Linked DNA regions of Mus musculus: region 2 is linked to region 1. The links are chromatin loops, found by intact Hi-C in ENCODE. Cell type or tissue: gastrocnemius. All regions are shown on one strand. Links, peaks and the distances in the headings refer to the core of each region. The heading gives the core; the rest is flanking DNA.

What was found. A loop is a pair of places that touch in the nucleus more often than their neighbours do. Peaks named below come from ENCODE experiments on the same cell type or tissue, not always from the same donor. Only the 100,000 strongest peaks of a DNase experiment are listed, where the experiment ranks them.
Region 2: a loop joins it to region 1, with 19 times the contacts of the local background. A loop is called at or near these places in 6 of 42 quality-filtered maps.

What each region holds. Positions count from the first base shown.
Region 1 is chr8:71,786,877-71,792,251 of GRCm38, reverse strand. No RefSeq gene overlaps it. Among named protein-coding and RNA genes, the nearest start is that of Gm40504, 26 kb to the left of the region's middle. In gastrocnemius, for the core only: a CTCF peak has its summit at 2,951; no DNase peak of the experiment used is centred there; H3K4me3 peaks cover 547 bases; H3K27ac peaks cover 212 bases.
Region 2 is chr8:71,212,258-71,217,632 of GRCm38, reverse strand. It overlaps the pseudogene Gm29701. Among named protein-coding and RNA genes, the nearest start is that of Gm38415, 8.0 kb to the right of the region's middle. In gastrocnemius, for the core only: no CTCF peak of the experiment used is centred there; no DNase peak of the experiment used is centred there.

The sequences.
Region 1 (5,375 bases), core at 160-5,159:
ACAAATAAAACAGGTCAACTCACTCTGAAAATCCAGAGAGGAAACAGACACCAAGTGTCTTAGTTAGGGTTTTACTGCTGTAAACAGACACCATGACCAAAGCAAGTCTTAAAAAACAACAACAACAACAACAACAACATTTGATTGGGGCTAGCTTACAGGTTCAGAGGTTCAGTCCATTATCATCAAGGTGGGAGCATGGCAGCATCCAGGCTGTCATGGTGCAGGCAGAGCTGAGAGTTCTACATCTTCATCCAAAGCTGCTAGTGGAAGACTGACTTCCAGGCAACTAGGGTGAGGATTTTATGCCCACACCCACAGTGACACACCTACTCCAACCAGGTCACACCTATTCCAACAAGGCCACACCTCCAAATGGTGCCACTCCCTGGCCCAAGAATATACTAACCATCACATTCCACTCCCTGGCCCCCTCAGACTTTTCAAACACATGAGTCTATGGGGGGGGGTGGGCATACTTAAACATAGCATGATGCAAAATGCACTTAGTCCAACTTTCAAAGTCCTCACAGTATATAGCAATTTCAACAATGTTAAAAGTCCAAAGTTCAAGGTCTCTCCTGAGATTCATCCAATCACTTAACTGTAATCCCCAAAGAAAGACAGGAATCTAGCTGGGCAAATTCCAAACTCTGCATCTCCATGGCTGATGTCAAAGCTGTCTTCAGATCTCCACTCCTTTTTCATCTTTGTTGACTACAACAAACTGCTTTCTCCTGGGCTGGTTCCACTCCCTGTTAGCAGCTTTCCCCAGCATGTATCCCATGGCTCTTGCACCTTTAACGTCTTTGAGTCTCCAAGGCAGTTTCAATGTTACAGCTTCTTGTTTCAGTGTCTGGGATTCCACTTGATCTTTTGGGTTCCTCCTAAGGGCTGGCATCACTTCTCTAGCTCTGCACTCTGTAGTACTCTAAGCTCAGGTTGATCCACTTCACTACGGCTGCTGTTCTTGGTGATTATCCCATGATACTGGCACCTCCAATACACTAGGGTGTTCCACTCCAACTAGGCTTCACCAATAGCCTTTCATAGGCTCTCTTCATGGTCCCAAGCCTCAAATCTTTGCATGACCCCTTCAGTCCTGGGCCATCAACTTCAGCTGAGGCTACACTGAAAGACCTCTGAAGGGAGACCCTCACTCAAGTCTCGGGATAATAGCAGACCCCCAAGTACTCACGAGAGACCAAGCTTGATGCAAACCACACGAGGCTTTATTCGGGGAAAGCCAGAGCTCTGGGGACGACTCGTATCCCATGCAGGGGTAGAGGAGTCGACCCCAAGGGGAAAGGGGTCCCAGTTTCTTCCGTAAGGATGTCCGCACAGCAGTAAACAGGTGAGGAGTCATCCGTTTCAGGCAGGAAGGTAGCAGGATTGAGGATAGCAGGAGGAGCAAACATGAACCATTCAGTCAGCAACAGACTCTGGTAGTGAGTGGGTCATCCAGGCGTTTGTCATCCATTGGTCTGGGGGCTGGTGGATAATGCTTTCAAGAGTGGGGGGCTACCACAGTTATTTGCTGTCCCAAAGTTCATTTGTCAGCATCCTTAACGAGTAAGGCTACTGCAGCAACGGTCTTTAAACATGTGGGCCATCCGCTGGCCACTGGGTCCAACTTTTTAGATATGTCACGGGCCCTTTCTATGGCCCTAGAACCTGAGTAAAAACTCCTCTGGCCACCCCTGCCCTCTCATCAACATAGAGGATAAAGGGTTTGGTTAGATCTGGCAATGCCAAGGCTGGCACAGTCAACAGGGCCTCTTTAATATTTTCAAAGGCTCTCTGATGTTCTGATGACCATCAGAATTCTCCACTTTCTTTGGTCAGGGGGTACAAGGGGGCAGCCATTGTGGTAAACCCAGGTATCCAAAGTCTGTAGAACCCAGCGGTGCCCAAGAATTCTCTCACCTATCTTGGAGTAGCCAGTGCTGGTATTTGAGTCACAGTCCTTTTTCCTTGCAATAGGCACAGTGGTCCTTCTCTAAAGTCTTCTGGACAGATCTTTTTTTTTTTTCCAGGTCTAGGTTCCCTGTTACCCAAGTACCCTGTCTGCCTATTCTCTGGCCTATTCTTTCTTTTATGTTCCCCTACTACTGCGGCCAAAATCCTGCTTAAATTCCTCTCCTGTCTTCTATACCTCTTATTCTCCCTCTCTTCTTCTTCACACTTTTCCCTCTCTTTCTTCTCTTCCTCTGTCTCTCTCTTGGGATACACCTTTTCTGCCACCTTGACTAAATCTTGTAAAGCCATGGCATGTAATCCTTCTAGTCTCTGTAACTTCCTCTTAATATCTGATACTGATTGCCCTATAAAAGCCATAGCAACTGAGGCTTGTTGACACTCAGAGGCCGGGTCAAAAGGAGTATAGCATCTATAAGCTTCCATCAATCTTTCCAGAAAAACAGACAGGGGCTCTGTAGGGCCCTGCATCACCTCTCTTACCTTAGCCAAATTGGTGGGGGGTCTCGTCGCTCCCTTTAGACCTGTGACCAGAGCCCGATGGTAAACTGCCAACCTCCCCCTACCTTGAGCCATGTTGTAGTTCCAATCTGGCCAGTCCAGAGGGAACCCAGCGTTAATCTCATTAGGTAGGTTGGTTGGGACTCCATTCACTCCAGGAACATTTTTCTGAGCCTCCCCAGGAGAATGTGCTCTTTTTCTTCAGTGGTAAACAGAACCTGGAGGAGCTGCTGACAATCATCTTAAGTGGGTTGATGAGAAAACATAAGAGACTCCGGCCATCAGGCTGGCCAGATTCTCAGAAAAGGAGACATGGTAGGGTCTGCAGAGATTGTGGGTCCGAGGGCAGGTCGGCTACAGCTCGCAAAGGAAAAGCAGAAGTGGTGTCAGGAGCGCCATCTGCTGGGGGACTCTGGGCTCGTCGGCTCTGGGTCCCAGTCACAGATCTTCTGGCGTGCCACCAGTGGTCTTAGGGCTGCTGAGAAGCAGGACCCAGTGGGGTAGAAGATAGGGTGGAGTGGAAGGAGCTTGGGGGGAGCTGTGGGTTGAAGAGGAGGCTCCGTTTTGGGAGGAACCTTTTGGTTTCACTTTTGTTCAGGCTCAGGGAGCAGGAGCAGTTGGAGGAGGAGCTGGCACTGAGGACATGGGAGCCCCATGCACCTTCTCACTGCAGGGCCAGAAAGCGCACTGGTCCAGGCAGGGTCCACACTGCCACTGCCTCTGCTGCCACCACTGCTGTGCTTACTGCTTCTTAGGGCAGAAAGAGAGGGAGCTGTGCTCCTCACCCACCCGCATGCATGAGAGCAGGGGGGGGGTGGGCGGGGGGCTCCAAGATGCGCGGGGAATCCATGGTTTGATTTATGGCAGTGAATTCTATACATAAAGCCAGTGACAATGTAATAGTACAAGGAGGGTATGTTCTAGTTCCTAGTTCTAGGTCCGCTCTGAAAAACAATGGCTTTAACTTCAAAGATAAGAGTCAAATCAAAAGTCCTCTCTGGTGGCCACTCTACATCAAAAGCCGGCCACTCGGAGGCGCAGAAAGTCTGCCAAGGTCCCTTCTTAATTTCTACTGAAAGATTATGAGCCCTTGATCTAACTTCAGTCCAGTGGTCTAAAGTCAAACTTGGGGGGGGGGTCGTTACAGTCTGTCCTATTGTCCAATATCATGGAAAACACGAAACAGACTCAAAAAACACATACACACTGGGAAATGCCCATCTTCTAACGGACAGACAAAACCAATTCAGAAATGCAAAAGGTCGGGGAAGTGCGTAAGTCCTCCAGTCTAGGAAGACTACCAACTCTTCACTCCCCACCCCAGACTGGAGCCCTTCCCCTCGCTCGGGGCATCCCCCAGAGTGGCACAGCCAGTGATTCCAGCACGTCTGCTGTTCACACTCCATGCCTCACCCTGAGGAGTGGGTCTCCGTTTCTCACAAAACATCGCAGCTGCAAATTTCAGCACTGAACCTCGCCGGCTCACAGAATTATTTTTAGACAAAAAAATCTCACCTCCAAGTGGGTCTTCGGAGATATGGGTGGTCGCACCAATCCTGGATGAGCCCCCAATGAAAGACCAATGAAAGGGAGACCCTCACTCAAGTCTCAGGATAATAGCAGACCCCGAAGAACCCACGAGAGACCAAGCTTGATGCAAACCACTCGAGGCTTTATTCAGGGAAAGCCAGAGCTCTGGGGATGACTCATATCCCATGCAGGGGTAAAGGAGTTGACCCTGAGGGGAAAGGGGTGCCAGTTTTTAAGGCCCTCAGGGGGGAAAGAAGAAGGGGGGAGTAGGGGATTTCCAGATCTAAGCAATGTAAAATGATTGATTTCTCAAGAAATGGGTATGGGAGGGAAACAAGGAAAGAGTCTAATGCTGGTGCAGTAACCCCGGATTGGCCCCAGCTGTGGTTGCTGGGGAGATTTTCTGATTCTATCCCAATATCACAAACATCTGGCAGTGAGGTGCATCAGTGGGCACACACCTGGGTTCAAGGAACGGTCAGGACATTGGCAGACACACAGTTTCAAGGAGTGGCCAGAGCATTGTGCACCTCTATTTTTCTAAATCAGTGAAGCTACTTCTACTAACAATGAAATCTATTTTGCCAATTTCAGGGCTTCTGTGACCTTTTACATTCTGTCAGGATCTTTCAACACCTTCTCCAATGGCCTTTCATGACCTCTCACAATGCCAAGCCTCAGCTGTTCTTCATGACACCTTCATGCCTTCAAAACCAGTACCACCTGGGTGACTATTACACATTACCAAGTCCAGCCGCAGCTTGAGGTACAACCTTGGCTATCTCTGGAACACAACTTCTTTGTGCCCCCAGAAAACAATTTCCAGAAGATTTCACCTCAATGATGATGGTCTGTTCTTAATCATTGCTAATTTCTTAGCTCCAGCTAACCAGCATCAATTGTCCCAATAGTTCCTTCCATTCTTAACTCTAAAGCCAAAGCCACATGGCTGAGCTGCTGAGTTCTGCTGCTTGCAGGAACTAGAACATAACCTCCTTGTACTATTACATTGTCACTGGCTTTATGTTTTCCAAATCCTTCACTGCCTAAGCTTGGCTGTCCTGGATCTTGCTCTGTAGATTGACCTTGAACGCAGAGATCAGCATGCCTGTCTCCTGGGATTAAAGGTGTGTACCACCAGGCCTGAATCTAAATTTAGCTGGATAGGAACTTGCCCTAAAGTCCCACTCCCTTAATCTGTTATTTCCCAGAACACAGGATTTTGCTCCATTTCACTTCCTGGTACCTCTTTAATAGTTGAACCATATATTTTGTATTTCTCCTTTCTAAGTTTGCTCTGCTTGTTCAAACTTCTCTTCATAAGACTTAACCAGAAAACAAAGTCTCTGCTGGGCTTTTTTGAAACT
Region 2 (5,375 bases), core at 86-5,085, 570 kb after region 1:
CTAGGTCCACTGTTCTTCATGAATACATTTTGGTTTCTTGGATCCAAGATCTTTTCTTGGAAATGGGGCCATCGGCTTGGAGGACCGAGGGCTGAGCCCTTGTGTCTACCAAGAATTGAATGGGTTTCCCCTCCACTCTCAGAGTTACCTTGGCTTCAGGGAAGGGATACAAAAATCCATCTCCCCTAATCACCGTCTTCACCCAGGGCTAACACCTTTGTCATTTGGGGGCACTTTTCCCAACTTCTGGGATTTCTTCCTTCAGGCTTCCATTTGTTAGGGCATTCTTGGGCCTAGTGGCCTCTCTCTTTGCAATATGTGCACTAGTCCTTTCCTGTCTTCTATTTATTTATTTATTTGATTTTTAAAATTAGTTTTATTATTTAAATGCATTTTATACATCAAACATATTAATAATATTGAGTGTTTTGGGAATCAAATAATACATAAAAATTTGTCCAACTTTTTTTTTTTTTTTTTTGAGGCAGGGTTTCTCTGTATAGCTGTGGCTGTCCTGGAACTTACTTTGTAAACCAGGCTGGTCTTGAACTCAGAAATCTGCCTGCCTCTGCCTCCCAAGTGCTGGGATTAAAGGCATGCACCGACACACCCAGCTTGTTCAACTTTTATATTCGTATCCTTTCATACCCTAAAATATCATTAATAAATATTTAATACTATCCATAACTAAGGATCCTATGTCTAATGTTGAATACACATTGTTTCAAAACATACAAAATATTCTTTGTGAATTAAGCATAGTAAAAGAGCATAAAATATTAAAAGTGAATCATTAAGAATTATATTCAAAGACCTTATATGATACCACCAGACATAGTGAGAGAGTGTTTAAAATGCATTATATATCTGTGTACCTTGTCTAACAATTGGTTTACTTAAGAAAGATTGTCAGTGTTTCTAGGAGAGAAATTATTTTAATAGTAAGTATATTTATTTAAGAAAAAAAATCTTATATACCTGAAAGAAAATGTTAGCTAAACATCCTACTACACGGTTCTTACTCATAAATTCCCTTCAGTGTGCTTTCTTTCATGTCTGCAAAAACTATTGTGAGATAATAAATGATTACCCATGTTGTTTACACACTAAAATTTTACTCCTATAGGAATTCTGTCATGTCCTATACAATAATGTTTGGGGCTCCCTTCAACTACCATGGCCTGTAGTAAAACATGGTTTTGCCAAACTTAACTGGGCAGGATTTAACTTTCAGATTTAACTCTCAGACGCAGACAGTTTGTTGCCAGTATGTTTAAGCTGTACAGTTTGGACACATTTTTCTCATATAATAAAATCCTGTGTGCATAAGGAGGCATAATTACATAGAAACTCAATCAAAGTACAGGCCATTTCTTCCAAGATTATGGGTTCTAGAGAGACTACAAGTGTTAGCTTCAGCGCTTAGGGGAGAATCTGGCTTTGTCTCAGTCCTACAGACAGATACCAGAAGTTTTTTGGGCTATTAGCTACCTCTGTTCCTGGTTGTTGGTGCTTAGGGGAACCCCTGGCTATACAGATAATATAAGGGTCTGTTTAAACTGTTAGCTACCGCCAGTGCTGGTTGTGTGACATTGGTAGTCAGTGGTCCTTCAGAAAATGGAGATAACCAGGCTACTAATCATCTCCAATTCCCAGCATTCTGTGTGGAAGAACAGGTTATACATCTCCTCTTATGCAAAGATGACCCAACCCATTGTTCATAATATTTCTGGTTTCCCTAGTGACCTGGGGCACAAAGACCTTTTTCTTGCCCATAATAATGTTTACACACAAAGGTTTTACCGTATGATTTAATTCATATGGTCTTTCTCCAGCGTGCACTATTTTATGCCATTGAAGATAACTGAAATTTGCAAAGGCTTTATCATATTGGTGGCATTAAAATGTTTAACTCTAGTATAAACCTTTGCCATAGCTCAGTTTTTGAAAGCAAATGTTTTGACAGTAATACAGTATGGCTGTCATGGGGTATGATTAAAACAGTGACAGTTTTTAAGGCAGGGTCCAGATACGCCTGGCAAACACTATAAGCAGTCTTACAATGAGGTATTGATTTTGTAAACATAAAAACTATTAGTATGGGCCACACTTCTGCTGTGTGCTTCCTATTGGCCTTTGGCACCAACCCCAATCATCGCTGCCATGGATGGCAGCACACCCATGCATGCAGGTGCCTCCCCGGGCTGTGGTTTGGTGTTATGGCACCTGCTGCAGGCAGGAGGTAACTTGTATCTGTGTGACCAGCAGGGTCGCACGCCACGAGATTGGGCAGAGTAGGGTGATAGCCAAGCAGAGCTGGGAGGTGCTGGAGCTGTTGCAATGGTGCTGGACCCACATGTCAGCACTGGTCCAGAGTGGGAGTTGGCGCCCAGTGTGTCCCTGAGTCAGTTGCAAGCTAGCTCTGGACACAGCCTGTGTGGCTCCCTGCCCTCACTAAGGCTGGTCTGGGCAGATCAGAAGATCCCCCAAAAACCCCAGTATTGGGGTTCGGCCAGCTGAGCAGCATCCAGCCATTAGCACTGGTAATGGGCATCCCAGTAGTAGACCCCAAGGAGCTGGTACCAACCCAGGGTGAGCCTGAGTGCACCCTACGACAGCAGTTCACATACTGTCATGGCCAATCTCCTGTGGAAGGGCCGCTGTACGGTTACGGATTCAGGCTGAAGAGCCCTGAATCCAGCCCTGATGTGCTATTGGCTAACCTGCACTGCAGCATCCTGCAGCACCCTGGCCTGCTGCTGCTGCTGGCACTGAGCCTCTCAGAGGACCTGTCCAGACTGAGTCTGCTCTGAGCCAGTGTGGCTGGGCTCCCTTTATTTCCTGCTGCATTCTATGAGAGTGGATGAGGAAGGTCTGTCAGGTTTGCTGCCCAGCCCTCTGCTGCTCCAGGTGTTGGAGGTCCTGCTGTTCCTGCAGTTCTGTTGCTGGGCCCATACTGGCCTGACTTCCTATGCTGTGCAGCTTGTGCGGCCAGGCCTGGCTAAGGTGAGCCACCTAGAACACGGGCATCTACTGCACCAGCCCAGACTGCAGCCCAGACTGCAACAAGACTGCTCCCAGAGAGACCCAAATCCAGGGCTTCCCCCACCCCCTAAACTGTAACTATGGCTACTACTTGAGCTGATCCATGGCGACATGCCAGCCACTATCTCAGACCTCTATAGCTTCTGCACCCTGGCCCAGGAGGTCTTCACTGAAGAGCTGCCCCGGGCTGGAGGAGAGGTGCCTGAGGTGAAGGCTAAGCTGGAGGCATGCCAGAGTCTGGGCCTGGGCCCCTTGCTGCAAGCTGCCTACCAGGCCTTTGTTCAAGCTGGTCTGGGTCTAGAGCCTGCTGACCGCTGGGACAGCTTGAAGAACACTCAGTACCTGTTGCGAAAGGCCATGGCCAAGGACTCGGCACCAAAGATCAGCTCCCCACTACAATGGACAACACTGTCTCCTGTAACCCTGGGTTCTCTGCCAGAGTATTTGTACTGTGAAGGGGCTCCTAGGGCCAGGACCAGGCTTGGGCTCCCTTTCCCAGACCTTTCTCAGGCTCTGGAGACTCCTGAGATCACAGGTCACAGTAGAGGCCAGCAGAATCCAGGCTGGGACTCCAGCAGTAGCTTGACTCTAGGTAGTATCAGCCTCAGCCTCAGCCTCAGCCTCAGCCTCAGCCTCAGCCTCAGCCTCAGCCTCAGCCTCAGCCTCAGCCTCAGCCTCAGCCTCAGCCTCAGCCTCAGCCTCCTCAGCCTCCTCAGTTCCCCCAGCTTCCTCACTCCTCCCAACCCCCCCCCCAGCGTCCCCAGCCCCCAGCTCCAGCCCCAGCCCCAGCCCACACTGTTGCCCTGAGCCCATCTCAATAGTACAGATTCCCCTACCCCTTGCTAACTCTTGCCTCCAGAAGTCTCCCGGCTCCCTCGGCTCTGACCTGTAGTTCCTTGAGCAGCCCTGCTCCCTCCAAGGGCCTCCACTGCACACCAGCCTTCTGGAACCAGCCTCCCTGCTGGGGAGGAAGTTCCGTCAGAATCTAAGCTCCGCAGGGGCAGCTGTGGCACACATGGAGTTATTTGGACCCCCCAGCCCTGGGAGTCCACTCCTACATGCTGACCAACAAAGAGGCTTCAATGCCCAGCGAACTGCTGCCAGGGAAGGCCATAAGTAAAGCACCCAAAAGACCCAGGCTCTGAACCTGCAGGGCAGCTGCTGGCAGCGCCAACCTTTCCTCCTGCAGAAACCTGCTAGTGAGGATCGTGAGCTGACAGGAGCCAGTCTCTTCTTCAGCCTACAGGAGTGAGATAACACAGGCTGTGGTGGGCAGCCCTGGCCCCTCCCTCATCCCTGGACTGAGCCCAGGTCTGTCTCTACCCTCTGCTGCCCAGGATGGATCTGTTGGAGGAGATCATGGCAGAGCTGCAGAATAAATGCCACCTCGAAACCAAGCCCCGGCTGAGTCCCAGCCTTAGCCCAGACTCCTAGGGTGCCCTCCCTGCAGTGTCTCCCTGCAGACAGTACCCTGGGCGCCCTCCCAAAACCTACCCCAACCCTCAATGTTTGCCATCACATCAAAAAAAGAAAAAATTATCAGTATATTTAAATCTGTGCTTATTTACTCTGTTGCATATTTTGAAATATCTGGGGTGAGCTAAAATTTTTTCAGAGGGACATTGTATTAGATTATACATGAAAGTCACATTCCATTTTTTTCTAGAATTTTGACATATTTTAAAATATTGTAGTCTTCATGTTGTTTCTCAAAATACATTACCAGACTATGTATAAAGTATTTTTTAGAAATTATGAAAATGTTTTATGAAAATTTTTATTTTTCAGTGAACACATGCCTGATTTATTTAACACCCTGCTTTCCCACAACCTAAATCACAGAAGGGCATAGATTCACAAGAAACTTAAAAATCTATTTATAATATGAAGCAAAGCTCACATTCTTACCTATAGCCATGAGTTTTGCAGGTTATCATCATGACATCTTTGTAAAGATTCCTCTGGGAAGGATCATATATTGTATAAGTGTTTCACTTTCTTTGTTATGGTTACCTCAAGATATTTCATATTATTTGTAGTCATTGTGGATGGTGCTGTTTGCTCAGCCCTTCCGTGGACAGTGCTGTTTACTCAGTCCCTCTGCAGATGGTGCTGTTACTCAGGCCCTCTGTGAGTCATTTGTATATAAGAAGGCTACTAATGCTTTTGTTTAATCTATCTAGCCATATCACTGAAGGTGCTTATCAGCTGTAGAAGTTCCCTGGTCAAATTTTGGGGTCTCTTATGTATACTATCATATCATTTACAAGTAACGACAGTGACTTCTTCCTTTTGAATTTGTACTTTATTGATATTCAGTTGTTTTATTA